Linked DNA regions of Mus musculus: region 1 is linked to region 2. Evidence: chromatin loops called from intact Hi-C (ENCODE). Cell type or tissue: left cerebral cortex. All regions are shown on one strand. Links, peaks and the distances in the headings refer to the core of each region. The heading gives the core; the rest is flanking DNA. Region 1 has its middle 160 kb from the start of 5031426D15Rik. Region 2 overlaps Celf2 (CUGBP, Elav-like family member 2).

Region 1 (16,644 bases), core at 5,766-10,765, 360 kb after region 2:
TCTCACCCTAACCCAACAAGTAATGTAGAATAAAGAAAAGGAGAAGAATATTGATCTCATTTTTATTTGTTCTTGTTTATAAATATTGCTTTAGAAATAATAAAATCAGGTAAACCCTGAGGCAGACAGACCTCCTGAAAGAGTCGTAGAGAGCCAGCTATCATAAGGCTGGTTGGTCTGTAGTCATGTGCTCGTTTCTGCTCCTCCATGTTCTGTGCTTGTTCTGGTCTAACTCTGACTGAACCAAGTTTTGGAGGAGGCATTTGGGCAAGCATGAAAACCGACTAGAACCACTTCTAATAAATAATAATAATAATAATAATAATAATAATAATAATAATAACACCTCCGAATTTAACATTTTTATATTTTCAAAACTGTCTCAAATGCTTTCCCTGGGGAAATACCATTCACAGGAAAGCTAAACCTACCAATTCCTCGTGGATACTGCCAAAGGTGCAGTGTAGACTCAGTGGAGATGGTGCGTGAACTCGCCTGTTTTAGCTTAGGTTCTAAATTCTGGTGTGAGGAGGTCAGAGATCACTTTTTCCATTTTATTATTCGTTTGCTTAATTTCGAGATAGGGTTTGTCATCTGGCTTCAAACACACTTTGTAGCCAAGGATGATTTTAAACTCTTCCCCTACTTCCTGAGAGCTGGGGCTGTGGTCAGGCATGCTGAGTTTATGTCAAACTCTGGACCAAACCCAGGGTCTTTTGCATTCGAGATAAGCTGTCTACCAGTCTACCAGCAAGGCTTAAGTTACTTAGCAGCCCCAGTATTTACGAGAGAGAGAGAGAGAGAGAGAGAGAGAGAGAGAGAGAGAGAGAGAGAGAGAGAGTGAGAGAGAGAGAGAGAGAGAGAGAGAGAGAGAGAGAGAGAGAGAGAGCATTACTACATACATTCTACCTGATCAGTTGAGTTTGTATATGTCAACTTTTCCAAAATTGGCCTGAGACCGGAGTGGGCGGGGGGGGGGGGGGCAGAATTCACACGAAGGACACGCAGTTCTTTAGATTCTTCAAGTGTGAGCAGTAATGAGATCTTTTGAAAAAGTTTACTCTTCTGTGTGAGCTTCCAGAAAGTCCACCATATTCTACATCATCCCTTCAGTGGCCTCTGAAACAATTCAACCTCAGGACTCCTTTCTGAGCCGGAGGACCAGCATGGGGAGCATTGAAATAGCCCGGACCGCCCTGAAGGAAGCCTGTGTTCTCTGTGCTCTCCTGCAGCCAAACTCGAGGAGCACTTTCATGTGCCTGCCCCGTCTGTCTGCTTAAAGTTGTGCCTGTATCAGAACACTTGGGCCATGTTGGCTTGTCACTTAAACCCAAAGCAGGCACTTTAGAGAATGCCAAGCTCTTTTTCTCTCTCTCCCTCTTTAGCTGGTGGGGGGTGGGCAGGAGCTGGCCCTGAATTGAAATAGCGCGGGAAGAGAATGCGAACAGGCCTACCTTAACGCTTTCCAGCCTCTCAGGGAGTCCAGGTCAGAGATTAGGGAAACCATTGTCTGAGAGCTGCGGAAAGAAGGCAAACCGGAGAGCAGAGGTGCCTGACAGGGCGACAGGGACGCAGGCAGAGGTGGCTCTGGGCTCAGGCCGGAGCAGCAGCGCCCAGCAGCTCAGCTCTTCCTCCTTCCAGGACTGATAAGCGCTTGTCCTGGCTTCTCTCCACCCCCTGAATCAATCGTGTGCTCTATTACTTCCCAGACCGGTTCCAGCTCTCCACACCACCCTTCAAAAGCCCCTGTAATCTGCTCCAACTGATCAAATTTGACCTTTTTTGTAGCCCACTTTATTCCAACCAGAGTTCTCAGTTAAATCTCTCTTTATTAACTCCGTCCTCCTCGGCTTTCTTTTGGAACAAACAGGGCTCAAGCTTGAAGCTTCCAGACTTTAGGAGCAATCATTTACAGATTACCGCGGGCTGTAGCCTTCTCCTCCTTTGGGGGGATTCTCCTGCCTCCGAGATCTCCTTTCACATTCCCTTCAGAAGACTGACGAGGCTGCTTTCTTTCTGTCTCTCCCCGCTTCAGTCTGGGACACCAATACCAGGTTTAGAGCTTCCCTCCGAGGCGCAAACTGCATTACTGCTAGGGTTTGTTTTTTAAAAAATAATCTCGAGCCATACTGCTAACAAGCTCGAATTTACTGTGTTTTCTGGTGTCAATTTCCTACAGTATTTCCCTCTCCCTAGCCCCTCAAGCCCGCATTCTTTCTCTATTTAAATAACACAAAAGGGACATGCACAATCTCTAAAGATGAGGTGAAAATGTCAGAATGTCTACCAACTTTCCCTTCCTGTCCTTCCTTAATTTAAAATCAAACATCAGGTCCCTGAGATGGCCCAGTGGGTAAAAGCACTTTTTCCCCCCTTTTTTCCTTTTTTTCTTTTTTTGCCAAGTCTTTGATTTCTGGAACCCCCATGGCTAAGGAGAGAAGAGAATCTTGCAAGCTGTCCTCTGACCTCCACACAAGTGCTGTGGCAGCACACATACAGCCACACACAGCCACAGTCACATAGTCACACAGAAACAGACACAGAGACACAGAGACACAGTCACAATCACACAGACACAATCACAATCACACAGACACACACAATCACACAGATACACACAGAAACCGGCACACAGACACACACAGAGACACAGTCACAGTCACACAGAGACACAGAGACACACACCTACAGAAATAGACACACAGACATATGCACGCACGCACGCACGCACATATGCATGCACAGTGGAAGCAAGCATTTGAACAAACACAGAACTGTTTTCCTGTGGTGTCCATGGTTCCTGGCTAACCCTTCTGTACTGACAGGGTGAGGGATTTCTTTCTTAGTACATGGAATTCTTATTTTCTTGAGCACAGCCTCCTGGGCTTGGGCTCGGTCTTCTCTGGGGGATTTTCACTCTTACTAATGCTTCTCAGCAGCTATGGCAGGAACGCTTGCCCCTGTCACCTGTCCTCACAGGATCCTGAGGCAGACAACCTTGAAATCATCCGGTCCAGGCACTCAGGCTGTCAACGGTTTCGTTAGAGCCATGAGCCATGAATATCCTTCTTGTGTAACAATTTCCCTCTATTTCTTACTCTAATTTTAAAAAGAAAATTTCAGATCATTACCATACATGGAGAAACAGCTTGGACGAATCAAATTCTCCTGTGCACCAAGAGCAGACGGAGACCCTCACAGCGGCCTCTTCATTGGAAAGAAGTTTAGAGGCTGGAAAAAGCTTAGTCCTAGAGTTGCTGAGCTCTTGAGTAGTATAAGTGAGGTGCTGGGTTTGAATCCCCACAGCACTACCCAAGAGAAGAGGACTTCCTAGGTCACACTACCCAGCAAGAGGCATCCCTTAGGAGTACTAGATGTGATCCAGTGAGCGATCACAAGTGCCTTCTCCTGAAACCTGCAGGTGGTGGGGTGGGGTAGGGATTACACTTCCCCACGTGTTAGGTAGAACTCACCAAATATTAAAACAAAATAAAATGAGAGAGATGTGGGAGAGAGAGAGACAGAGAGAGACAGAGAGAGAGAGAGAGAGAGAGAGAGAGAGAGAGAGAGAGAGAGAGAGAGAGAGAGAGAGAGAGAATGAATCTATCTCAGCATCAGAGAGAGACATACTGAGTCTGCTTTTGGGAGCTGCTGCTCTTATTGTTAAACGTTCTTGTCACTCCATTTTAATTTCTCCTCTCCGTCCCTCTTCTCCGTGCTCCCCACCCCAGTTCTTAAAATAGTCAGTTAACCCTCAGTGTCCAGCTGCTTCCTTTCGCAGTCATAAATATCATCCTAATGGCTGTGAATGACACTCTTCAAAAGTGTGACTATCTTTATGCTAAAATTAAAAGACAATTTCATACCTTGTAAGAGAAAAAAAATCCACCGCCTCTCTGGGACTTCATGCTTCTATCTGGGCTGTTTGTGCCCTCCCAGTATGAAGCTGGGGCCATGTCATAATCATGTGTAAACATTTACATAACGCTTTTAATCCCCAAGTGCTTCATCCAGTGTGGCTAATAGCAGTAGCCTTCATATAGAGTTTACTTCCAAAAGGCTGCCAGCGCTCAGATAATTAATAAAGTGTTTCTCCCTTTAGAAAGTTAGCAAGAGAAAAACAAAAGATTATCATGAAATAGTTTCTGCAATTATAATGACATCATCCTTATCTCATTAGCCCACTGTACCACAGGGATCCAGGGCTGGGGAAGGGAGAGCAATGAGGCCTTAATATTTAGAGTTCAGGGTTAATGGGAGGAAAGGCGGGAGGAGGAGGGACCTGGCTTTGGGCCAAAGGACAAATAGATGAGCATGATTCTAAGTTGCAAAATAATTTATTTTGTTTTTTTCTTAGACAGGGTCTCACTGAAACCCTGTTTGTCCACACATACCTGTCCTCTAGTCCAGGCAATTCTCCTGCCTCAGCCTCCCAAGCACAAAGATTGCAGACCATCAGCCCACATGCCAAGAAAAATAGTCTTTTTGATCAGTGGGCTCTCCAAAACCTTTTAAAGGCAGGAAGTAGAATCTCTCTTTCAAACAGAACCTTGCATCCAGACCCAATAACTGGATAAAGCAAAAGTCTATCTCAAAGTAGAGAGCTGGGATGATTTCCTTGTGTGTTGGCACACACCCTCCTCGTAGTTAGGTTGTTTATGAGACCAGTAGAACTTTTCCCTTCCTGTTATAAATGAGGGCTCTGGGGCGTGAAGAAATGAAGCAACTGGCTCGATCCCTGGGCACTGTGCTTAGCAGTCATGCCTACAAGCCCACCTGGGCATTGGCAACCCCCTCCCTCTTACAGCATGACTGCACACAGGTAGAGAACACCTTCTTGAGGGTGAGGCTGGAGGCAGGATCAGGTCAGGGCCTCTCCCTGTTCCTCTCAAGCTGCTGGAGTGCAGAGTATCCTTGGACACCCACTTACTGGAATCATTTGTTTATAAATGATGCAGAACTGTGATGTACTAATTTTTTTGTTTTTAATTTTGAGATTCAAATATCTTACATGCAATGTATATTCATTCTGTAAACTGAGACAAATTTATCTTTTTTCTCTTTTCCCTCATGGTTCTGTTTCTGCTACACTGAATGCTCATACTGAATGCATCTGTTTTCTGTTCTGCTTTGGATTTTTGAGACAGAGTCCCTCTAAGTGGTACAGGCTGGCCTTGAACTCTCTGTGAGCCTCTTGCCTCAGTTCCCCAAGTCTTGGGACAAACCGGATCAATCTGCTAATTGTTAGGCCATTGGATTTTAAGTTTCCCATCAAGTATGAGTGTGCTTATGGCAGAGAAACAATACGTTGCTTTGTTCAGATTTGAGTCAGCTTATCTGGAACACAACAAGGGAACAGGAAACATCTTATTCTCAGAAGTAAAATGTTAAGTTCACCTTGAGAAGCTAATTTTTTCCCTCTGTATCACCGTGTGAATTGCTGTGAGGTATCATTTTAAGTTTTGTTTTGCTCAGTTTTGATAAAGTGACTCCTTCACATGGAAATTAATTATTGTGTGCATTGTTCAGTTTCAGACAGAGTCTGGCTCTGTAGCCCAGGCTGGCCTTGAACTCTGATTTTCTTTCGTGAACTCTGATTTTCTTTCGTATCTCGGCCTTCTGAATGCTGGGATTGCAGGCACAAGACACCGTTTTACTTTTTTGAATTCAAAAATAAAAATCTCTTGCTCTTTCATCTCCTCTTCTCAAGCATACATGTATGTCTATGCATATATGTATGTCTATGTCTACGTGTGTATATTTTTCTTTCTTTCTTTCTTTCTTCCTTCCTTTCTTTCTTTCTTTCTTTCTTTCTTTCTTTCTTTCTTTCTTTCTTTCTTTCTTTTTTTCTCTCTCTCTCTCTTCTCTCTTCTTTCTTTCTTTCTTTCTTTCTTTCTTTCTTCCTTTCTTTCTTTCTTTCTTTCTTTCTTTGTATGTCTCTGTATGGATGTATGCCATGTATGTCTCTCTCTGTGTATGTATATGTTTCTCTCTCCTTTCTCTCTGTATATATATGTCTCTCTATATATATGCCTGTGAGTATAAATCCTTGTATATCTCTTGTATATCTTGTATGCTTATTTATGTATGTGTGTAAGTTTGTGTTGTGTTTGTCTCTGTGTGTATGCTTCTCTCTGTCTCTGTCTCTGCCTCTCTATGTATGTGTGCTAGCGTAGAGGTCAGAGGTCAACATTAGGTAGTGTTACTCAGGTGCATATGCCTTGCTGAGACAGGGCCTCTCACAGATTTGGCTAGACTGACTGGATAGCAAGCCTTTTGGGTCTGGGATTAAAATGAGTATCATTATACCCAGGCTTTTATGTGGATTCCGGGGATCAAACTCAGTTTCTCGTACTTGAGGGACAAGCACCTTTCTGAATGAGCAATCTTTCCAGCCCTCACTTTAGAAGTCAGCTCTGAGATGGTGATGATTAAAATTAGAGTTTTTCTATATCATATATTCTGACTATAGCTTGCCTTCCCTCTACTTCTCCCAGTTCTTCCCCGCTTTCTCAGTTCTAAGTTTTTTTTTCCTGTGAAGAGAGTTCAGTGTAGAGAAGGCAAACTTCACTATTTCTGTCTGCTTCAAGAAAGCAACAAAGCCTTAGAGGGGTGGTGGCTCCATGGGCTCTGGGATGCTGGTTATGTGGGCAGCAGACAGACATGCAGAGTCCCAGTCAGGACATGGTCAGAAACTGGGACTCTGACTGCACAGGTCTCTCCTGAGAACCACGCTAAGAGGGGAAGTTAATGTCAGCCAGTAAGCAGAGAGTCTTGTTTCTGTGGCATCTTGGGTAGGTTTCCTGTGCCTGAACATGTATCGTTGGAGTCAAAGGCACAACACTGGAAACTCTCAGACACGTCAGAGGAGTAGGAAACACATGATGCACAAGGCAGACAGATAGAGAAAAGGATTCACCACCAACTGTAGTTAACCCAGCCTGCCAAGGCTTTAGGAAGGGACTCCTGGAGTCCCAGCAACGCTTTTCTCCTGTCAGCCAGTGTTCAGGTTTCTGGTAGTCAGGAAATTAGTTATTTTTATTTTTGTTGTGGGGTGTGTGAGTGGATTTCATATTCTCTAGGGCTGCAGAGATAAGAGAACAATTTCTAGTATTTGTCTCAGGTACGCTCCCTCTCTTGTTTGAAACAAGGCCACTCATTGGACTGAACGTTTAACAAGCAGACTAGGTTAGCTGGTCCTGAAGCGTCTGCCTGTCATCTTGCCTGTCGTCCATGCATGTGTTTGGGGGTTCAGGTAGGTTCTAGGATTGGGGTTCTGAACTGAGGCCTTCATGCTTAGGGGGCCAGGTGCTTTATAAGTGAGCTATCTTCCAGCCCAAGAATTTCTTTTAACTACAGAAAGAAAGAAATATTTTTTTTTGTCTTTTTGTTTTTTTTTTTCCTTTTCTGACTGTTTTTAAAAGAGTGTATGTGTGTGCCCGCCCATGCATGTGCGCACACATGTGTGTGTATTGACATTCCTAGTACATGCCTGTGAGGCATCTGTGTGCTGCAAGTAGAGGCCAAAGGAGACCATATCGTGTCTTTCTCTCTTGCTTTCCTCTCTATGGTCGTATGCAGGGTGTCTCACTGAATGGAAGCTCTCCACTTTGGATAGGTTGGCCAGAGAGTTCTCTGTGGTTGCATGGAGGCTCGCACAGGCTTTTACGTGACTGACGTGGACACAAACCGGGTTCTCCTGCTTGCACCCAGTCATTCTCCTAACACTGTTTTCTAATTTTTTTTTATCTATTTATTTATTTATTTATTTATTTATTTATTTATTTTGTTTTTTCATTTTAAAAAAACGTTCTTTTTCCATTTCTGATAAAATATAGTGTCTTCCTAGGACTCCGAGTTTCTTAAAAGTTTTCTTGTTTTGGTTTTGGAAAAGCTTGTTCCTCTCCTACTCGTTTCCGGTTCGCTACTTCCTGACCGAGACTGTGCAGGTCTGAGTGCCCTGGTCTTCCCCGACATCAGAGCTGCCAGATCTCACCTTCGCCTCAAATGGCTGAGTGCCTTCTCTGACGGATGTGGAATGACTAACTGGAAATGTGTTCTGCTCCTGGAAGAGAAGGCTTCCTGGGCTCGAGGATGTGTGAAAGTTTTTAAGTTGACAGATGGAAGGAGCTAAGAAACTTGCATGCTTTTCCTTGACCCTGGAACGTTCGAGGAAGCAGTACACGCTTTTTGTGGTACACAGCAGAACCCGGGACCGACCAGGGTCACCAGATAGAATATGGTATGCTTGGCTTATGCTATATTTCAGAGAAACAATGAATCATATTTTAATATAACGATGTCCCTAAACACTGTATAAGACATTAAAATTTTTGTTTAATTAATAAATTAATTTGGAAACTTCAATTTCAATTGTGGGCCTTGTATTTTCATTTCTGGGATCTGGCAATCATATAATAGACAAATTTTCTTCCTCCCTCCCTTCTCCTTCCTTCCTTCCTTCCTTCCTTCCTTCCTTCCTTCCTTCCTTCCTTCCTTCCTCCCTTCCTTCCTTCCTTCCTTCCTTTCTTCCTCCCTTCCTTCCTTCCTCTCCCTTCCTCCCTTCCTCCCTTCTTTTCCCTAAGAGAGGGTTTCTTTGTGTAGCCCTGGCTGGCCTTGAACTCACAGAGATTGACCTGCCTTTTTTCTGGGATTAAAGGCATGTACGATCACTGCCTATTGACAGACTAATTTTCAAATAGCATCACTATTAAGGTTAGTTTATTTATCTGGACCTAAAGGTTAGTTTATCTGGATTTATAATGGTTCTCTTAACGCTATTGATAGGGTACTGAAATATAATACTCCATTTTCAAAGCTCTGTTGTAATTTTAATTATTTTCTTGGAGCTTTCCAGTATATTAGAATCCCAAACACTCTAGGTTGTTTTTAACCGAAGAAGTAATTTAAAAACAAACAAACCTACAAATAAACAAACAAACAACAGGAAAGGAGAGTCAGTTAACAAGGCTGCTGCATCTTCTTGGTTTTGCTTCCAGCTTTTGCTGTCAGAAGCCAGCACAGGAAAGGGTTAACCCTTAATCTTCAGTTACACCGAATACAAGTTGTAGATATCCTCACTTAATGGTGTCTCTAGAACAGCGGGGTTTTTCTCCTTTAGATAAAAGAATGCAGCTTTAATGGAATTCCAAGTGCCTTTGTGCTTCCCTTGCAATCTCTGATACTATGAAAAACCCAGGGACAAAGATACGTGTTTTGGTGCTTTGTCAATGACTGAAGAATCACTGTTTCAGGACACTATAAACTAAAAAAAAAAAAAAAAAAAAAAAAGCCAAACAATGAAGGATCTTGGAACAGACTAAACAGACAGCTTTGAAACCTGCTAAGAATAACGGAAGGGCCACTGTGCAATAATTCAGGGTCCACATATTTATTGGTATGCTTTTCACTGGGTTCGAGGCCTTCTTTAAAGCTTGGGAAAGAATGCTGTTTCTCATTTGGAATCTTGTTCAGCTGCACAGGAGAGCAAAGTGAAGTGGAGTCAGGAGGGGGAAGTTGGGTCTTTGCCAGACATATTTGACAAGTGAGGAAGAAGGGAGATGGGGAGGGGGGGTGCTCACACCCAGCCGGCTGCTTCACATGCCATTCAGAGGAATCACAGGCCAAATTCAGTCCATCCAGGAGGCAAAAAATATCAGAGCTTTAGTTAACTCCTGAGCTGCCAGGACAGATGCAATGTTCAAGCTGTGTTCTTTGGATTCCCAGCCTGTCTTTGTTAACACTGGTGGTTTACAGCGACAGGCACAAAAGAGAAGCCCAAAGAGAGATGTATTGTTTGGCCTCCGGGAGGAAAGCCTGAATATTGATCTCCCAATCTTTCTCTTTTGTTTTGCTTTGCATTAAACGCTGGCATTATGTTCTTGTGGATTGTGTGCTTAAAAACTCAACTCCTTGCTGGTTTGAAGAGGGAAATCTAAGTCTCAGAGCAAAGCCAAACACACTTGCCAAGTTGCCCGTCAATGACACAATGCCAACTTCTGCTTGTGAACTGCCTTGCCTGGATTATTGCCCTGGGATCATTGAGGAGGAGGCAAGCCTTCTACTGGTGCCACAGAGGAGAATGCCAATGGGCCTAAACGGAGTTAAAGTGTGCAATTGTCCAGCCAGAGTCAGAGATCTAAACAGCTTATTGTTCATCTCCCTTAAGGTAGTAACTATAGCAAACACACCAGATATTGCCTGTATAGTGTATTTATTTAGAAACCAAAGGATGCTTTAGCATATGAAATATTATCCAGCTTGTCTATCAAGCAAGGCCAGGCGTCCCACTGTGACAAAGGATGACTTTTCCCTTCTCCTTTGCTTTCTAAAAATTCCAATATGTTTCAGATCAATACTTTTGTAAAGTAAAATAAAACTGAATTACTGAACAAAAAACAAATTCATACAAAAATCTAGTTCAGCCTTCAAAAAAGAAAATTAGATTAATCATAAAATTACTATGCCAAATTGCTATGCGTTTCCAAGCCCTTCACTTCTTATGGTTGTGAAATATAACAAGGAATCCACAGATACTGTTGGTATGTTTTTTGCTCTCCAAAGAGCCTGGGTAAGACATTTTTAGCAACATGAATACAATGTACAGATATGCCCAGTAACTGGTCTAGGATACAATGTACAGATATGCCTAGTGACTGGTCTAGGATACAATGTATAGGTATACCTAGTGACTGGGTGTAGGACCTGTGTTAAACCAGGGCTTTCTAAGTCTATAGGGCAGTCTAAAGGATTCTCATGGTTAATGCACAGTATAGGTGAGCCTGACTCCAGTCAACTGCTTATTCACTAGGAAAGAGCATCTTCTATTGAGTCAGGAAGACTGGTAAGGATGTGTTAGAGTCATAAATGTAATTGTAATGGACTATTTATAGAAAAAGCAATGTGATTTTTAAACAAATCTTTTCCATGACTATAGTTAACTCACAGATCAAGCCAGAAGGAAGAAGCCAGCAGTTTGCTATTCGAGCAAAGGAAGCTGGGTTTGGTCATCTGCTCCCTGACAAGAACATGACACTACCTCCTGCTCTGAGCCACAGCACCAGAGCAATACAGTGGTCAGCTGCCCACAATAATATTGTGGCTGAACTGCAGATGTCCCACATTGGCTCTTGTTGTTTTTGCATACTTGGTCTCTGACTGGTAGTGTTGTTTGGGAAGGTTCTAGAACTGTTAGGAGTTGGAGTCTTGCTGGAGGAAGTACATTCCATAGGGGCAAGCTTTGTATGTACAAAACCTGACCTGAGTTCATATTGAAAGCAGAATTAGTTAGCACACAATGTGAACAGTTAACTACAGAAGTAAAACCACAGAAAATTGTAGAAGAGACAAACTAGAGGCATGGTAATTTCTGACTCTGCTTTCAAGTAAAAACAATTACAAAGGACCCTCTTAAATAAAAAGCAATGGGTAAAAACAGTAAGAAGGAGAGACTCATTTTTTTTTAAGGGTGAGACCCTGGTAGGTCAGTCACTCTTCAAGGTAGGGACCAAACCCAGGAATGTTTGGACAGTGAAAATTAGACCTGATGGGTTGAGAAGGGAGAAGGGACAGGTCAGAAGGTGGCTGGGCAAGTAGGGTAAATATGGGCCAGCTGGGGATGTGTGAATGCAAATGGGGTGTGAATGAGATCAAATACATTGTATGAAATTCACAAAGCATTAACGAGAATATCATTTTTAGAAAAAAAGAAAATCTTACATATTTGAGTTCTGTTAGACCTTCAGAGAAGTGTTGGATATATGAAGGAGTTATAAGAAAGCTTAAATATCCAACAAGGCACATTACATAAAATCTATGTTTATATGCACATTTTCATATCTATGAAATGGGAGAGTGTAACACCACTAAAAAGGTATTTTGATGGCATGACTTGAAAGAGTTTAAATATAAAGCAAGCAATGAAGGCAGGACATTATAAACAATGTGGTAACGGTATTTTATCTTGTTACCAAGAATTGCGTGATTGCCCCAATCTATAGAGAACTGCCAGTATAAGAAGGGGAGGTGCTCATTAAAACACATCAATTTTCCATTCTATCTATCTATCTATCTATCTATCTATCTATCTATCTATCTATCTATCCATCAATCTATCTGTCTGCATGCCTGTTCATCTGTCTATCCATCCATCCATCCGTCCATCCATCCATCCATCCATCCATCCAGGCATCCATCCATCCATCCATCCATCCATCCATCCATCCATCCATCCATACCTCCAGACCTCCACATCCATCTACCTGCCTGTCTGTCTATCTCTCTGTCTATCTACCTTACTGGAAGCAGCTTTATTGGTTCAGCAGTCTTTTTTTTTTCTCCACATCACCTACATTTTCTTCCACTCCTACTGAAGACAGCATGGGGAACTTCGCTCTAATATGAGAGCAGGTAGCAGCAGTGAGCTGGCTGAAGTGGTTCATTGTGTAAACTACTAGGACATCCCATAACCATTCAGTTAGCTGTGGCTTTTCCAATGGAAAAGAAAGCCTGTAAAGGTGTAAGCTTGCTCTGCCATGCCATCTTTTCCACATAAAAGCTGATGGTCACCTTACAAAAGGGGATCAAAACTGAAAAGGGAGCACAGCCACTGAAAACTGCACTTCATCTGGGAAGAAAAAGAATGTACTGGGCTCAGCTGATTGAGAGCAACGATAAAAACAACGGACAGAAACCACAAAGCCCTCTCTTTATGTATGGACAAAGAATGCTTTTCACAAAGCTCAAAATCCATTAATTACAGAATCACTGCTGGGTACTGTACACATCTTGCCTCACCTCTCCCTCCAGTGGCCTTAAGAGGCTTCCTGGAAAGCTAGTTTGACACCACTTTCTTGGTAATACTGTTTTTGCTTTTGTTTTTCTTTAATTTTTTATGGGAATCGGAGGAACACAGAAGAAACTGGATTTCCTCTTTAACAAGCTTTTGTTTTTCTATTTTTTTAAAAAAGATATATTTATTTTTATTTTATGCGCATTATCATCTGGTCTGTGTGTGTACCATGTTCATGCATTGCCCAAGGAAGCCAGAAGAGGGAATCAGCTGGCCTAGAATGATAGTTAACGATGGCTGTGAGCTGTTGTGTAGGTGATGAGGGCTGAGCTCAAGGGTCCTCTGCAATTACAGCTAGTGATGAGGCATCTCTACAGTCCCTCTATTTTGTTTTCCTAAAAAGCATGTTCTGTGTTTAAAGGGCTCGGGATGTAGTACAGTTGAGAGTGCTTGCCTAGCATGCTCGGAGCACCACAGATGCCTGTGATGGTGGTTCACCTCTGCAGACCCAGCATCGGAGGGGTAGGGGATGCTCACAGCCACTCTGGATTCATGAGAGACCCTGCCTCAAAACAACATCAACAACAACTAATAAAATAAAGAAGACAAGATGGAAATCAATTATACTAGCATGAAAAAAGCCCTATGTCTTTGGCATTAGGTTGGCAATAAGGACTTTGTTTTTAGAGAAAGGCTTGATCTAACCTTTTAAATAAGATTTTTTTTTCCTCGTGTGTGTGTGTGGTATCAGACCTTAAGGGCTTTCTTCTTGCTGAACCACCAGAAAGCAAGAATTCTGATTTCTTGCTGACAATGTTTAAATGAATATGCCAGTTTATAATTAGAAATGCAGGGAGGGAGAACTTTTTATAACTGAATATTTCACACATATTAAAGTTATCACAAATCCACACAGTTCTCATCCCACTTAATCTAGTGCTCTTCTACAAGGCTTATTCACTCGTAGATTTGAAGTTCTTTTCTGAAGTGTTGAGTTCAGTCTAAAGGCAAGTGTTTGGCCCACTCCTCTCCGGCTCACTTTCTAATGCTTTCCTTTGTGTGTGTCTGTGTTTCCACATGGCTTTGTTTTAATGACATAATTCTAGTTGGGGGTGGTAAGCACAGGGGTAATACGTGTCCTAGGCCAGCCTGCATTGCACAGTGACACTCTGTCTCAAAACAGACAAAACCACATTCCTACTCCTTAATCCTTATACGTGAATAATAATTGAAGGGAGTAAGCTGTAAATGTTTTCTTCAGAGGCATGGGGGAGTGTGTTTACATCCACTGCACTTTGATATTTTTCTTTTTCACTATGCTTAACTCCAGAATACATTTTGCTCTTCCACCTCTCTAGGGAGATGGTAGACCACCTGGTCACTATGGCAACATGTTTCCCTGTTTCTCCATCCCTCTCCCTACTTCTTTAGACTTCCTGTAAATAACAAGAAGCCGTTTGTTTTCTGTTAATTTGGCTTCCACTCTTGGAGTTGAATCACGATATGCAGAAAGCTCATATAGGAGTAGGGAGACAACTTGGTTAATTATGTTCTTGCCTAGTGAGCATGAGGACCTGAATTCAAGTCCAAAAACTGTCTAAAAATAAAAAACAATAAACAAGCAAACAAACACATTAACTTCCAAGTGGACATGGTGGTGTATGCTAATCACCTCACTGCTGAGCAAGCAGAGGAAGGTAGACACTGGGCTCACTAGCTGGTCTGCTTAGATTTCTTGGCAAGCTCTAGGCTAGTGTGAGACCCTGTGTTAAAAACAAAGAAAGATAGATGGATGGTACTTGAGAAATGATCCTTGAGGTTGTCGTTCACAGGGACACATACCTGCACATACATCTACCCACATGAACACACACACACACACACACACACACACACACACACACACACAGACCCACAGACCCACAGACACAGACACACACACACACACACACACACACACACACACACACACACAGTAACTTCATTTGAAAATATTCAGTCCTTTATGGGTGATAGGTTATTTCCCTGCCAGTGAAATGAGCCAATTCAAGCCAGATTAGATTATATAGGCAGTTTTTATAAAAGTTGCTCTCAGGCCAGCTCACTGGTCCACGACTGAGGCCACTGAAGTCAGCACAGAGAGAGAGAAGGGGGAGAGGGGAAGGAAAAGAGAGAAAGAGAATCTGTGAAGAGAGAGGAGGGGAAGATCTGGCAGACCCGCCCCCCGGGCTGGGAAGTTCAGGGTTTGGGGGTAGGGTATGTTAGGCAGGGACTGAGGGATGCTGGGAGAACTTGGAGGTCAGGCATTTGATAAGTAAAAAATGCACCTCACTACCCTGTCCCAGGGTCTGAAGCCTTCCTCCCATGCAGAGCTAGTTTATAAAAAGCTGCCTACCATGGAGGCTTAGGTCACCTTTGTTGTTGAATCCATTCCATCCTCCAGACTAGAAGGATCTGTCCGTACGGGCATTCAGCTGGCCTGGAGGTTTTTATGCATTATTGTTCTAATGTTCCTATAAACATTATGAAGTATGAGGAGCTATCTTTGTTCTGGTTTCAACAATGCCAACACAAAAGCACAGATGAAGTAGCTGAGCCATTAGACTACGGAGCAGCCATTAAGCATACATATTGCCTTCACAGAACCATGGCTGTATGTGCTGAATAGCTAATACATTGCTTCCCATACCTCTAACTTGGCGGGGAGAACACTTAAATATTATTTTTTCAATTTTAATGACACATATTTTAATATTTTAATGATACCACAATATGGTGATCATAGTTGGTGGCTCTCTTAAGCTTATTTTCCCAGACTTTTCTTATCCTTTGACCAATGTCTTGGCAATCCCTTACTCTCTCCCTGCTCCCTGTTCCCACCCTGTGGGAAACACCACCCTATTCTCTGCCTCTGTGAAATTACCTTTGTGAAGTCCATGTAACTTAGATCACATGGTATGGCTTATTACATTTAATATAATGCCCTCCAGCTTTATCCTTGTTACAAATGACAAGTTACTGTGCTTTTTAGGGCTGGATACGATTCTGTTGTATGTGAATACCACATATTTATCTATTCATCCCCATGAAAGAATTTAGGTTGTATGGTGGTTCATATTGAATGTCAACCATATATGTTTAAGAGTAACCATGGAAACAAACCTCTAGGCATACCTGTGAGGGATTTTATAGATTAGGTTAATTGGCAGTGGGAAGATTCCACTAGTTGTGGGTGGCACCATTCCTTACGCTAGGCTTTCAGCCTGAATAGACAGGAGACAGTGACTGCAATGTAGCATTACCTCCTGGCTATGGGAGCAATATGGGCAGCTGCCTCACGCTCCTGCGGCCATGATTGCCCACCATGATAGACTGTATCTCTTCACATTTCAAGTTCATGCAAACCTTTCCTCCTGTTTATATAAGGTTTATTAGATATTTGGTCATAGCAATGAGAGAAGTAATAAATGCAAGTTACTTTCAGTTATAGAATTCTGTGAATTATGCCACACCAACAGGCTAAAACTGTTGATTTAATTTCCTATGCATAAACCTGAGGTTGGGGTTGCATCTCTGGGAGAGTTGTGCCTTAGCTGGGGGTTTTAAAAACTCCAATGGCCAAGATGCTCTAGAAAAAAACTGAAATAGAACCTCAGAGGCTGGCAATCCAGGGCCAGTGTTGTTCAAACTTCCAAGGGATGTTTGTGTTCAGGATGAGCTGGGTACCGCTGCATCATGCAGTCTTCTCTGCTAATCGACTTGATTTAGCTGCAGGGTGTACAGATTCTGCCATGCTCCTTGGCCAATCTGAGAGAGCATTCCCAACAGAGATGAACTTTCTGAGTGGTGAACAC
Region 2 (14,240 bases), core at 6,320-11,319:
ACACTCTCAACTCCTCTTTGCTTAAACTGCCACCTTGCTTTTGAAATGCTGCTTAGTCCTTACCAGCACAACACTCAATGTATTTTCTTGGCCCTCATTCTTCTTGACCCTTCTGGGGCACCTCAAAATTAAAACAGTTTTTGTGGTTCCAAAATTCTCTCCTTATCACTGCTGCCACCATTGTGAATTTCTTCCCTATTTCTTCCACACACACCTTGGCTTCTCCCTCCCCACTGCTCTAATTTATTTCCTAGTTCCTTCTTCCCACTGCTGACTGTGCCCAGCCAATCACTCCTTCCCCTTCTCTGCGCACCGCACATGGAACTCTCTTCATTGTTGCTTTTTGCTTAAGTAACATTTCCAGATCTCCCTTTATCTAAAAGAGAAATCTTATTTTTTTTTAAATGCTACTACAAAGACGCTCTAAAACCTGGCCCTATCCTATAAATTCTTAGCTTTGTGATTTTCCTTTTTTCTATTTCATTTCAGACTATGCTCTGCCCCTCTATCCATCTCTCTCCCTCTCTAAATTATGCTAAATTAAGTCCATCCACTTGTAACATTTAATATCAACTCTATTTACTAAAATTCCATTAGTGGTTTTAAATTTTGTTTAAGATGCTTCCTTTTCCTGTATCTCATAAAAATAAAATTCATTTCTTTCTTCTGTGAACTCTAATTTCAGTATGTATATCTTCTTTTCTAGTTACTATTATCTCATTCTTTTATTGTAGTGATCCATGTGTTTACTTTATTGTTTTGCTTAGATTTTAAGTTTTTAAAAGACAGTTATGATAAAGATTAACAATTAGAATAATAATCTCTTATATCAGGTTCCTACCGTATTCCAGCATGGCTATCACTAACTCAGCATTCTATGAGGACTGTCCCCATTATTTTGATATGACTAACAGAACTGCCCAGTGAAATACCTAAAGAGAATCAGAGCCAGGAAGTGGATTTATGCATGTCTGGTTTTACAGGCCATGTTTTACCCACTCTGTACTATTTCTTATCATCTGTAGAAGTGGCAGATAACCATGGAATAAAATACGCTCCTCTTGGGCTGAGGAGATGGTTCAGTGAGTAAACCACTTGCTATACAAATATGAGAATCTGAGTTCAGCTCTGCAGATCCATGGAAAGCCAAGTGTAGTAGCACACATTTGTAACTGGAACATTCCTACATAGAGATGAGAGGAAAGACAGCCTCCAAAAGGCGGCTTCCAAAGTGTGTCTGGCACACACTGGAACAAAGAAGAAAGAGATCAAACAAGGTGGAAGGCAAGGCCTGACACCTAAGGTCATCCCCAGGTCTCCACAGGGGTGTTCTCACATGTCTGTACACAAACATGTACACAAATAAAATGGGGGTTTTAAAACGTTCCTCTTAACTCTTAAAAGGGTAGGACAGTCTACTTAGAGTTCCTAGTTTCTGAATCTGCTTGAATAATGCATCTGTAAGAAAGAGGAAGAAGAAGAGGAAGAGAAGGGGGAAGAGGAGGAAGAAGGAGAAGAGGAGACAGAGGAGGAGGAAGAGGGAAAAAAGAAGAAGAAACAGACAGCTTACACTTCAACTCTTACAGAATGAAAACAGGGTAAAGCTTTTACTCCTCAAGATTAAAGAGAACATAGGATGCAAAGAAAAGAAAACTCTAACTCACCTGGATTAAAGAGTAGTGTAACTTTTGCCTCTTTCCTTGGAACCATCAAGGCCAATGAGGCAATGAATCAAGGCCATCCAAAAGCCTTGCTTAGGTAATTTAAACCACATTTAAACAAAGCCTCCAGTAATTCTAGTTTTTGAGGATCTGGCATCAATACTGTGTAAACATGGTAACTGTACTCTGCTGACAGAGTCAAAATCAATGTAAATTTGGGATTCAGTTTTACATATAAACAGGTAAAATTATATGTGGTATACACGAATACTGATGCAAAGAAAATGGTAGCTATTGTTTTCTATATGTAAGTACCTAAGAACTGTTTGCCTCTGAGAACAATGTCATTACAGGGCCCAAGTCCCATCACAACAGAGATGTCTGTATAACAGAAACCCTTTCAAGCCTTGGCTGACAGCCCCTATATCTCAAGCAATATTTAATCTGAGACTTCAATTCACAGGAATAGAAACTGACCTGTATTTCCAAAGGTAAGATTTGAATGATTTCATCTCTAACTCCTATTCCATGATACTATGAGTTGGAGGGATGTACAATCTAAACCCATGAGTACAAAAACTAAACACAAAGGCAGAAATGAAACCATTAGTGCTCTTAAAGGGAGATACCCAGTCTTTTTACTTGAGGACACTTAGCTATGAAAATGAAGCCATGAAATGAAGCAGATGATGCTTTTGCTTCTTTTTAATCTCATCTCACTGAGAGACAAAACAGTTAAGCTTCGGAAGACTGGTGAACAGTGTCCAGAGAGTTTCTACTAGCTGGGAAAACCGGGCTCCATTTCCTAACTTTTATCGGCCTGGGCATTCTCATCTGTAAACTGTGACTGATACTATCGACCTTCAAACTTTTGGTAAAAGCTAAATGGAAGATATATAAAGCACTCAGTAGAGGGTCTGATGTAGTGCACATGCACCCCAGAGTCCCTGTATTTAGTTTCTCTCCCTCTTCAAAAGCTTGACCTTCTTAATTACATAGAAAAACCAGTGAACAGAAGTTGAGGAAATATATAGTCTCAAATGTCGTCTGGATAAAGGTATTGCTCAAAGGAGCACAGAACCAAGCCATACATAAAATATACTTGCCTGGGAGAAAGGTCTAGGGACCAATGTAAGATACACATACTCAGAAGATATAAAGCGAGTAATCTGGAATCATAGCCACAGTTGACTTCTGGGTATTTTGCCACTCAGCCTTTTGAAAAAGGCCAATAAAGCCAATATCAGTGTTCCATTTTCCTAGGTGAGGATGCAGATTGCCTGCTGCTGTAACTATCTTCTTTTGGGTACTACTTTAGGTAAAGGAAAAGGACTTATTTAAAAACTAATTAGTCCAGAACCATGCATTATGCTGTCTCTCTTATGTAGGATAGTATGGAAATATTACAGTGTACTCCTAATTTCTTTGTGTGGAAAACATGTAAATATTCACAAAGGTTTCTAACATAATTCTGATTTCTGTGGTTTTACATTTTACTGATTTTAGATGTTAGAGCCTACTTATCTAATTTTATTCTTTGTAGGTACAACATTCCAGTCTTTTTAAAACAGCCATAGTGTTAAAGGTTATGTTCGGGGGGAGACTACTTTATTAACAAAATGTGAAGGTGGGTTTGTCTACCTTTACAAGTCTTTGGGCTTTTAAATTCCTTTAAAAAGCTTCCCAAAGCCCATTAACCCTCAGTACCATAGAGAACAGGAGATAGCTCAGCATTTCACAGAATTACAGAATATTAGCCTTAAACTTTTCTTATTCTTTTATTTTTAAAAGGCTCAGAAAAAGTGAAAGGTAAGGTTCGTGTGCCTAACTAAATAGCACACACAAGCTAGAAGAGGGGCTCCCTCTTACAAGATGCACATAAAAATAAACCAACAAGCTGGACAGAAATAGTAAAGCCCAGAGAAAAAGCAACTGTGATATCCTTAGGAAAGAGGCCTGAGAAGAGAGATGAAAAAAGAACGAAGTCACTAAAGCAAAAACGTTAAAATAGCAACAGAAACCAAGTGGTAGCAGTAGGAGTCTATACAGAGCCGACAATGACAATGTAGGACTTAAAAACACAGAAGCATCAACCAAATTCTTGGCCTCTATTTCAATAATTACAACCTCCACCCAATCCCCATTATCTTAAAATGGAGGCAGTAACAAGCATCAAACTTTGCCCTTTGATCTTACCTCTGATAAGGGTGCAAGCCTTGACTATTCTGAAGATGTGTTAACTACCTATGCCACCAGGGCACTAACCCTTGTTCCAGCAGGCACAGTTCTCTTAATGATCTCTGCTGCCTCAAAGAATGGGCATCTGTCCTCAAGGTGAACCCTTTCTCTATCCCACCAGTGGCACTGCACTGTTTTGCAGGTCATTTCAAGGTCTCTACAGGCTATAGAAAAGGGTAATATACTTGTGATTACATGAGAAGTCATGAAAAGGTAGCATTGAAAGAGTTAGCTCCTGAAGTACAAGACTAAGAAATACTGTTCCTTAAAGAAGCACCAACTCCGCCCAGAGATCACATTGCTTAGAACGTGACCTCATAGGAGCAATCAGGAGACCATAAAAAGCTGGGCAGCTTTCCTGCCCTCCTTCTTGAGTCCCACCTGTCCCAGCAGGCGGGAATTCTGGGAGGAGCCCTGAGGCACAGCCAGAACACCAGGGCCGGCAGCACCAGCTGCTCTCAGCCTTGCTGCCCTCCCTTCCTCCCTCCCTCCTGCCCTGCGTACTGATGGTTCCAAGATATCTAGGCAGCTCAGGGGTGCCCACCGCAGTCACTAAGCCCACCCTGACGCCTGAGTGACCCTACCCCATGCGCCACATGCTTTTTGTACCTTTACTCTGGGGAGGGTTCTGACTCCGGTCCCGGAGGACGTTGATCTGGTAGACAGCTCCATAAGGCTCAAAAAGTTCTTTCAGCTCCTTTTCCGACCAGGACCTAGGGATCTGTCCGACAAACATCTTAATGGCATCTGGGTCTGGCTGGTCTGAATGATCCAAAGCTCCGTTCATCTTGTTGGCTGTGCCGTTACTGTCAAAAACGGAACCAGGAGCCAGAGTTAGGGCTTCAGGGTGAAGGACAGGAAGAAAAAATAGTGGGGGTTGGGGGTGAGGAGGCGGAAAGAGGAAGAGGAGCACAGGGGAAAGTGCCTAATGAGTCGTAGAAATTTGATGAAGTAAAACAAAGCAGAGGCACCATTAGGTTGCTTCTGAGCAGCAGCGCGATGCTTTCACTGCAACTGCTGCTGTTCAGCATCGACTCCGGAGCACAGGGCAGTGACTGGCCGCCTGTCACCCAGGGCATGGGCATCTCAGAACCCAGGCTTGGGAGGCAGCTGCAAGTTAAGTGCAGGTCTCAATTGGCAAGGCTGCCATCAACACATCACAAATCAGCAGCATTATCAGCTCGGCACTGGTTATCCCTGAGAAAGAAAGGCTGAGCTGGATTTCTCACCCTCTTCCCCCATTCCCCGCCCTTTTTCAGAGGTTTTGGAAGAGAGGTGGTAATAATAAAGTCACATGGAAAGAAAATGAAACACTTGGCAGTCCATCAGATGACTAATGCAAGATGCTGGTGATGAATTTGCAGAGTGCGAGAGGCATCCATGTGTGCATCAAATTAGTACGTTGTTGCTGCTCAGAATGGAAAGCGCTCCAGCTATGCAGCTCAGTGCAGCTGATTGGCTGCTTGCACTGGAGAAAAGGGCCAGAGCATGGGGGGGGGGGGGAGGCTCCCCTTTAAAAAGCACATTGTTTATGGGACCCAAGCACAAAGGGCTTAATTCAGAGAGGCAAAAGTGATCTCAGAATTGCCTGCTTTGTGTTGGGGAAAAAATACACCACAGAAAGTTGAGTTCCCACTAAAGGACACTGAATATTTCAAATCTTTCACACTCCATAAATTGTTCTCTGTATATCTGACTTCCAGATGTTGCACTTAAGTTCTAAACAATCACACGTTTGGGAAAGAGAAGAAAAAGGTCTGCTTTTCTTCCCCTAGCTTCAGTAAATATTTGGGGTGGATACAAAGAATAAGAATAAGGCATAAGCCTTTATATGTCTTCCTATCATTTCCCAGACCCAAATCTGGGAGAGAATACTTGTCACAAGTCTGATATGATAAAGTCATTTCTTTTTACCTGGGGCTACCCCTCTGACAATAAAGCAAGCCAAATACCCTTTCCTGATAAACCCCCCCCCCCCCCCCAACTAACACACTGTCTATACCCCAGGTCTTCTCTTTAGAATGCTAAATGCTTCTGAAGATGCCCTTCTTAGTTTACTTCATCAGTCTGTGGAAATGCAAAGAGCCGGACAAGTGCAAAGCCAGCAGCCCAGGAGCTGCAGCCTTTTAAGCAGGCGACCACTGCACTAGTTAAGCATGTCAGAAAGAAGAAACACTAAGCAGGTGTGATTTCACTGTCGCCTCAGAGAAATACCAAAAATGCACTAGAAAAAGATCTAAAGCAGAGAGAGTTCCTTATTTTGTTGCCAGAAACAGACAAACAAAAAGAACACTTTAAAGATGCTGCAGGTCTAAACTCATTAGACTTGAGTGCCCCCGCCCCTTAAAGCATGTCTGCACTCTTTAGCATGGGAAAAACTGGGAGCTTTGGAAGGCAGTTCCTGAATTTGAGGACATAGTGAAAAGTCTGTCACATTCACACAGACCACCTCCTCCCCCAAAAGCTAAGCTCTTGTAGAACGAAAAAAAAAAAAAAAACCAAAAAACAAAAAAACCCCAAAAAACTCAATTCAGATTAATTCAGAGAGGCAATGATGTCAGACCCTCTTCAGTAGGTGTTGCTTTGATCTCTACATCTCTACCACCTCCCCATGTGACCACTTTGTTTTTTAATCACTGAAGTAACATGATACATTTTTACAGCATTCACTAATCGATCTTATTGTTATAAAAATGCTCTACAGAGTAAAATATTGAATGCAAAAATTTTTTTAACAATTCAGGTATAATACAATGCTTGTTTATATTAGCCTAGACCATTTATCTTGCTCTCATGCACCTATCTTATTTCCCATCACTGAGAATTCAATAAACAATTTAGCCTGTGGAGCTGTGATGGCACAAGGTGGAGGTGGCTCAGCTCTTTGCAGTAGAGGATACCATGTCTATAGCACTTTGAATGCTGAGAATGTGGCAAGATTCACTTTTGGGACAGGAAGGACTCGTGGTTACTGCTGTTGACAACCAGCTAAATGAGAAGAGGAAGGTATTGCCACAAGTCTAAGCTAACAGAAAGCAGAAGTTGGACAATGACTCATATAGAGCAAGAGTTAGACTGCAGTACAGTTGTCTAATATCTAAACAAGAGTTCTGGAGTAAGCACTAACTAATGCTCACATCACAAATGAACATTCCTTTTATGTTTTCCCAAATAACAGAAACTAACGGAATCAAAGAAGGAAGGAAGCTGCCCAGAGCTCCTTTGGCCTTTCTATAGTAGAAAGTGCTTACTTCATGTCTCCCAGTTGGTTGTCCAACCTAACACCTTGGACCCCTTACCATTCAAAGGGCAAACACATGGGCTCTGTACTCGGACATCATAGCTTTCTACTGTGCTACTTTGAGCTTCAGATCCTTCATCTATAAAATGGCAACAACAGATAACACCTCATAGAGGCACATAGCCTAGAATGTTCTATAAATGTCTTGCTATTCTCACTGTGAATGCACTTCCTTTACATACTCACCACAAGTAATCACCATAATTCTATTTTTTACTTAAAAATTCTTTTGGTGTAAATCCAAACATGACTCATATCTTTAGTAATAATAGTATCTTATATATACCAATACTACACTATGTACATTACTTTTTTAAAAATTGGCCTTGGTTCTTTTTGTTTGTGTGTGTGTGTGTGTGTGTGTGTGTGTGTGTGTGTGTGTTTTCAGTCTTACTTTGTAGACTTGGCTGTCTGGCCTGAACTGGCTATATAGAACAGCCTGACGTTGAACTCACAGAGATCTGCTTGCTTCTGCTTAACAAGAGCTAGGATTCCATGGTGAACAACCACATCTGGCAGTGATTTACATTTTTTTTTCTTTTCTTGGTTTTTCGAGACAGGGTTTCTCTGTGTAGCCCTGGCTGTCCTGGAACTCACTTTGTAGACCAGGCTGGCCTCGAACTCAGAAATCCGCCTGCCTCTGCCTCCCAAGTGCTGGGATTAAAGGCATGCGCCATCACTGCCCGGCTACATTTTTAATCATTAAGACAACCCTATGAGAAAGTAGTTTTTCAAATGGCAACATCTGAGAAATAAGTTCCCTTCCTAAGGATACCAGATTATGAACTATAGTTAGAATCCAAATCTATGCCCCTGGGTCCCAAACTGCAAAGTATTTCTAATCCACCATGTGGCTAAACATTCGGTACAGTATGGCTTGAATGGAGTAAAGACAGCTCAAAACAAATCAAAGACAAATTCCAAAGCAAGTCTTACTGGGTTTCTTGAATCACACTCCCAAATAAAAACAGGAATGCTGGAAAAATGTACACACACCACTCCTCTATCTCTGGGAAACAAGCTGCAAACCACCCAGTTTATGAGCCTTTAAGGCTGCTTTGAAACCCACATCTTCTCAATTACCACATAAGAAGATCACCATCTGTCCAGAGCCTTTCTTCTCTACTTCTAGAAAGTCACTCGGATGAGTAGCTGCCACGTATCCTTTTTTATATCCCTTTTTGTCTGCCATCTTGCAAATGATCATTTGGAAAGTGTACAATAATTCTGTCTGTAGGAAAATGTAGTCATATAGTATACACTAAAACCACCACCAAACACTCCCAATCGAAAACATTTATTTTGGCTATTCATATGACAGTGACCCTCTTATTATTACTGCATCTTGGTGTATAATAATTTTGCTAACTTTGTTTTAATACACTTTAACTTCTCCTTTGGACTGAATCTTTTCTCTTGGCTGAAGAATATTTCTTTTGGAAATCTGGTGACTTCAGTTCTCATGTGGCTGTAGGGACAGAGACTTCCGAGTTAGCCAAAGATCATGTGTTAATCATGTTTTAAGTTAAGCTTTTGGGGGTTCTTGCCAGGGACCATAGGTATCCAAGGAACTTTCATAGAGAATTATAGATACACATACCCCCATCTCAGCCAAACCTTCTCCTAAGAGCTTTGTCAGAAAAGAGTCTGCATGACTTGGAATGCTAGGACTAGCTTGCTTTTCTTATTCCGTACTTTCCAAGGAACACAGTATAGTACAACTTTAGATTCAAATCTAAATAATATTAATAGAGGGCCTACCCTTTGCCAGAAACCTTTGCCAAGTATCTGACACACAATATCATAATAGCTCTTTGGAACCATCTTCATTTTAGAAATGAAGCAAATGAGGTCCACAGAAGTAAGGTGCCTTTCCCCAATGCAATCTCTGTAAGGAATCACACTATAAAATATGGATACAGTAAGATTTAAAAGCCAACTGTCTGCCCTTCTTGTTCTATGACCTCGACTTCTTTGGCGAAATCCTGAGGTAGTGGTGTTTCATGAGACTCTGTGGCCACTTGCAAACCTTGGACACAGACATATACGTCTGTGGGCACCTTGCCTGAAAACTTCAACAAGACCCTGAATACCAATTGTGTTTTGCCCTTGGCCCTCTAGGACAGGTGCCAAGTGGAATGGGAGCATAAGTCAGCGAGCACACGGTCAGAGACACTGCTGGCATGAGCCTCAGAGTCAGGATGGAAAGTGCCGCTACTGGAAGGGCCACTTGAGGGCTCACTCGCAGCTTCCAGCACTGCACTGACCTACTTCCCTACTCCATTTCCTAGCAAAAAGAAATCAGATCAACAGAGACCATGCACACCCATCCTTGCGTCCTCTGAGAAAGCAGAGTACCATTCAATAGAAGTGGCTCAATGGATTATTATTATTAACTTCAGGAAAACATTTTATAAGGTCTAAAAATTTTCAAGTTTCCTTTTCAAGACTGGAAGCAAAGAAACAGATTTTTGATTTTGTATTTTGTCCTGTATTTGTTTTCTATATTTAATTTCCTTTATCTCAAAAAAAGCAACAAACTTACAAAGCCAAAACTGCTATGAAAAAAAAAAATTCCTGCCTCTGAATACTGTTGTCTGAAGATAGCTGATCTTCTTGGTGTTAATAAATAATAATATTGTTCTTACCCTTTTATTTGTTTGGTTCTTACCTTACTGTTTTTATTTTTGGGATGAGTGCACTGGTTCAACCGTGCTGATAGAAATGATCCCCATCTCTATACCCCTATCACTAGCACTGCAGTATGCCAGGCAGTAGCTACATATTGCTACTGAGTACTCAACTATGGTTAAGGCAACGATATAAACACATTTTTATTAATTTTCTTTAGGTAGCTCTAGAAAGAAATATACCTTCTTTCCTCCTTTTAAAACACTAGTTAGAGCTGAGACTCACTTAAACATATTATTCTGAGGGAGCCGTTTTGAAAATACTATTAAAGCCGAGTTGCCTAACCATAAGCAGATAATGGGCCAAAGGAGCTGGCCTTGGCTCAGCATCAATTTAACTGTGTGCCCTCAAGGAAAATCAAACACTCCTCTGTACCTCATTCATCCCACTGTAAACCAAAGAGAACAATAGTAATTTAATGTTATTTAAACATCAATTATAATATATGGTTATAATTTCTACAAAAGGCTATAAAAATATAAATACTTGTATTCATATAAATACTTGCATTAATGTTTATAAAAATATGCTATCTCCAGTGTGTTGGATGCAGAGAATGACTTACTGAAAAGATAATTTAGATAGTATAACCAGCTGCTTGAAACTTTGGTATAATTCCACATCCTGTGTCTAATTTAATCCCCAAAGCTCAAGGCATATACATACAGGCCAGAGTGTTAACAAGGTGTCATGTATGCTGTGGGGAGCAACACAGGCTTAGATGGAACTGTTAGTGGCCAACTGCCAAGGGTGCTACCAAAGAGCCATCTCTCTCAATATGTCCCAACATTCTTCCTAACAAAATGAGCTGCACCTCACCATTTCGGTCAGCTGACAAAGCCACTCTTTACACGGGTTTAGGAATAATTGTCTAATACCACGTGTACTTAAGAGAGAGCGCACAAAAGACGAGACTGTTTGGTTGTCATGGAAAGCTATCCAGGACAGAGCTGCATAAGGCAACAGAGGAAGAGAGGACTGGCAATGTGTCTGGTGCTTCTAGAAGGCTACAGGATGGGCATGAAATTCAGCAGTACGTGTCCATGTGGGCAATGTTGGTCATTTAAAAAGAACATTATCTTCTCCACAGAATGGCAACATGGTAACCAGGAGCCAGGCAAAAACACCATATAGAGTCTTTAGAAGCCACAGCTACCCACATGTGTCCTAACTGTAGCTAGGTTGTTACATAAGATGTAACTATAATGATGCTCCTGTATTTACTTGGAAGACACTGTTATCTCTGACCATGTAGAGCAGAACCTTTTGAATTACAGGCATGTCAATTATAAAATAAGGGCCTACATTCTCTGGGGTGAAATGGCACCATATCAGCAACCAAAAACTTCATGGAAGATTAGCTGGAATAAATAATACTCAAAATATCTGAAGGAGATAAAAATTCCTTTTCGATCATCAAATTTTAAGTAAATTAGCTTGTGTTATTCTGAAGGAAAATTCAAGGTTACTTTATGTACACGTACATGTAATATTGCTTGTCCATAAGATTTTTACAAAAAATGAGGGAAGGATCCCAATAAAGGAACTAGAGAAAGCACCCAAGGAGCTGACGGGGTCAGCAACTCTAGGAGGAACAGCAATATGAACTAACCAGTACCACCAGACCTCGTGACTCTAGCTGCATATGTAGCAGAGGATGGCCTAGTCAGCCATCACTGGGAAGAGAGGCCCCTTGGTATTGCAAACTTTATATGCCCCAGTATAGCAGAATGCCATGTCCAGGAAGTGGGAGTGGGTGGGTTGGGAAGCAGGGGGAGGGGGAGGGTATAAGGGATTTTCTGAGGGGAAACTAGGAAAGGTGATAGCATTTGAAATGTAAATGAAGAAAATATCTAATAAAAAAAATGAGGGGGAAAGAAATGTCGTAAGAGTATATAGGATAGATGGAAGGCACCCAGAGGCCCGCCTGCTGCATGGCCCACCCAGAGCAGGAGCCACTCAGAGTGGTGGAGAGCTGGGAGAGAGAGAGTTGATGGGTTTGAGCACTGTGACGAGAGGTGGAGCTGGACACAGAAGAGTGGAGAGAAATAGCCTGAGCTGAGAAGCCTGTCCTGCCACCTGAGCTCATCGAGAAGTCCTGGCCTGTGCTGCCACTAAAGGCCGTGTCTCAGTGTATGGCCATGCAGCAGCTGGGGTCTGTGCCAATATCCATGGCTCATATTACCACCAAAGGCCATGGGGACATCCCTGCACTGGGCTGCCACCTAGGACAATGTTGCTGTCCAAGGGCTATGCAGAGCTAGTCCTGACCCTTACTGCTGCAGCACTCTAGAATGCTGGCCCCACACCTCACCTGGGCAGCACAGTATAGCTGGCCTTGGTGGAGAGGGTGGGGGTGAGATGGCCCCAAGGCCATGAGAGACAGAGAGCTGGCCTTGCCTTTTGCCAGCTGGGGCACTGAGTGAGCTATCAGGCAGTGCTAGAGAGCTGGAGATGGTGGTATGAGTGCCAGAGAGCTGCAAGGGTGACCAAGTCAGCTAAGCTACTACACAGGCCCAGATCCAGGGCTTTGAGTTTGGTCTATGGGAACCTCATCTACGTGGACAAATGAAGGGGTGGAGCAAGCAGAGTGAAAGCAGCTTAGGATCTGCTGGATCTCCTTGAAGCAGGACAGCAACAGGACATCTGAGGGGAGTCCCTGTGAGGATCCAGTATTGATGGTATAGCAGGAGCGAGAGGCCTGGAACCAGATCAATGACTCACTGTAGGGAACATTTGCAAGCAAAGGTGTGTGGACAAAAGGCTGCACTGTGTGACACACTGTGATACACTACAGCTTCCACAATGAGATGTGGGCTTTTTTGTTTTTAATTTTTGTTGTTGTTTGTGTTTTGTGTGTGTATGTGGGGGGGGGGGGGAGGCTGCAAGGTCAGAGGGTGGATATGAAGGAATGGGGAGACAGAGTGGCATTGGTGTGTATGATGTGAAATTCACAAAGAATCAATAAAAAGTTTTTTTTTTAAAGGGTGTACAAGACATTTTTTTTCTTTCAAAAGTAACTTAGAAACAACACACTTGTCATGGATGTTTTACTAAACCACTAGAGTTTATACTGGATTGTATTTGGTCAGAGATCTGAAAGCTATACATCTGTTACCAAGGTAAAAAGTAGCCATGACTCTCAGGGAATGCTCCTCTTTAGAAGAGGTCACAGAGTACCAGCATTTGGACTCACCAAGTGAGAGGAAAACCTGATTACCTTATCTCCCTCCATTTGACTGCTAGTAAAAGGCAGAAAGCTGGAAAACCCCTACAAAGAAGGAAATTTGGAGGCATGCGGGGGGTGAGTGATGACTGAACACACAATAACCCTTGCCGGCAAGGCTGCCGAGCACCGGCTGCACACTGCCCTTGATGACAATCTCCTTTCCTGCTGTGCTGTGTCAGAAACTGTTCCGTGGACCTTGGGGCTGGAGCAGAAGGCATTTTCACTACGCTGATAGGTATTTCTGACGAAGGTTTAGAAATGGCACCAGGGAAACAATCATTTTAAAGAAGAGATACAGAGGCCCTCATCTTCCCAAAGTGCAGCCTCACCCTGACACACCCTCCGGTGACAGCCGACTGCTTCCACCTTACAGGGTCAAAATTCTCCAGGCTGCCCATTGAGAATGAATGTCTTCCCAGTTTGTTTTACGTGCTCATACCTGACTGCTGAATGTGCCTGTCCACTGGGGGCAAGGAACTGAAATGGCTCTCTAGGAAGATTGAGAGGATATTATTTTGGCTATCAATAAACTGAAAATTAAGATTGTTATGAAATGAAGATAAATACTGCAGGAAATCAGAGTGGGTTCCCACTTCCCAAAATGAACACTGATTTCTTCTTTTACTCCTACCTACCTCACCTGTGTATAATCTAACTTAAAATAATAAGATAAGTCAATAAAAAATAAATGTCACACAAAAGAGGGAGAGACAATATAAACATGATGTCTGGTTTCCTGCAGACCAGGTTTTTCCAGCTGTAGTGTAAGTAGCGTCCCGTATAAGACAGCTCCCAAGGAAGCCTCCCATCAGCCCCCACTCCCTGAACGCACCAGCCCAGCATGCTAGATCCAAGTCTGACTCTATGACTTTAAACAATCAAAGCCAAAGGACGGCGAACTCTTGCTATTTCGTATAGATGACCAGGAGACTGAAAAGAGTAGGAGGGGAGAGGCACCAGGAGGGTGAGAGAGGGGGTGAGGCAATGCTGACTAAGGGGATGAGCCCTAGGAGAACTTCCTCCTAAGCATGCCAGTGAGACCAAAGGCTGAGGGCCACTAGGAGAGAACTCTGGCAGAGATCCCTGGCTGGGACAGTGGTCAAGTGTGCTATTGGCCTTG

What was found. Hi-C counts contacts between places; a loop is a spot of excess contacts. Peaks named below come from ENCODE experiments on the same cell type or tissue, not always from the same donor. Only the 100,000 strongest peaks of a DNase experiment are listed, where the experiment ranks them.
Region 1: a loop joins it to region 2, with 3 times the contacts of the local background. A loop is called at or near these places in 2 of 42 quality-filtered maps.

The regions. Positions count from the first base shown.
Region 1 is chr2:7,079,653-7,096,296 of GRCm38, forward strand. It overlaps a transcript of Celf2 not described here. Among named protein-coding and RNA genes, the nearest start is that of 5031426D15Rik, 160 kb to the left of the region's middle. In left cerebral cortex, for the core only: no CTCF peak of the experiment used is centred there; DNase peaks (open chromatin) are centred at 8,060, 9,565 and 9,962; H3K27ac peaks cover 4,520 bases.
Region 2 is chr2:6,716,909-6,731,148 of GRCm38, forward strand. Celf2 (CUGBP, Elav-like family member 2) reads right to left here. Exons shown (of 14, transcript NM_001110228.1): 2 at 4,509-4,705. Among named protein-coding and RNA genes, the nearest start is that of Celf2, 160 kb to the right of the region's middle. In left cerebral cortex, for the core only: a CTCF peak has its summit at 9,428; DNase peaks (open chromatin) are centred at 6,901 and 8,273; H3K27ac peaks cover 400 bases.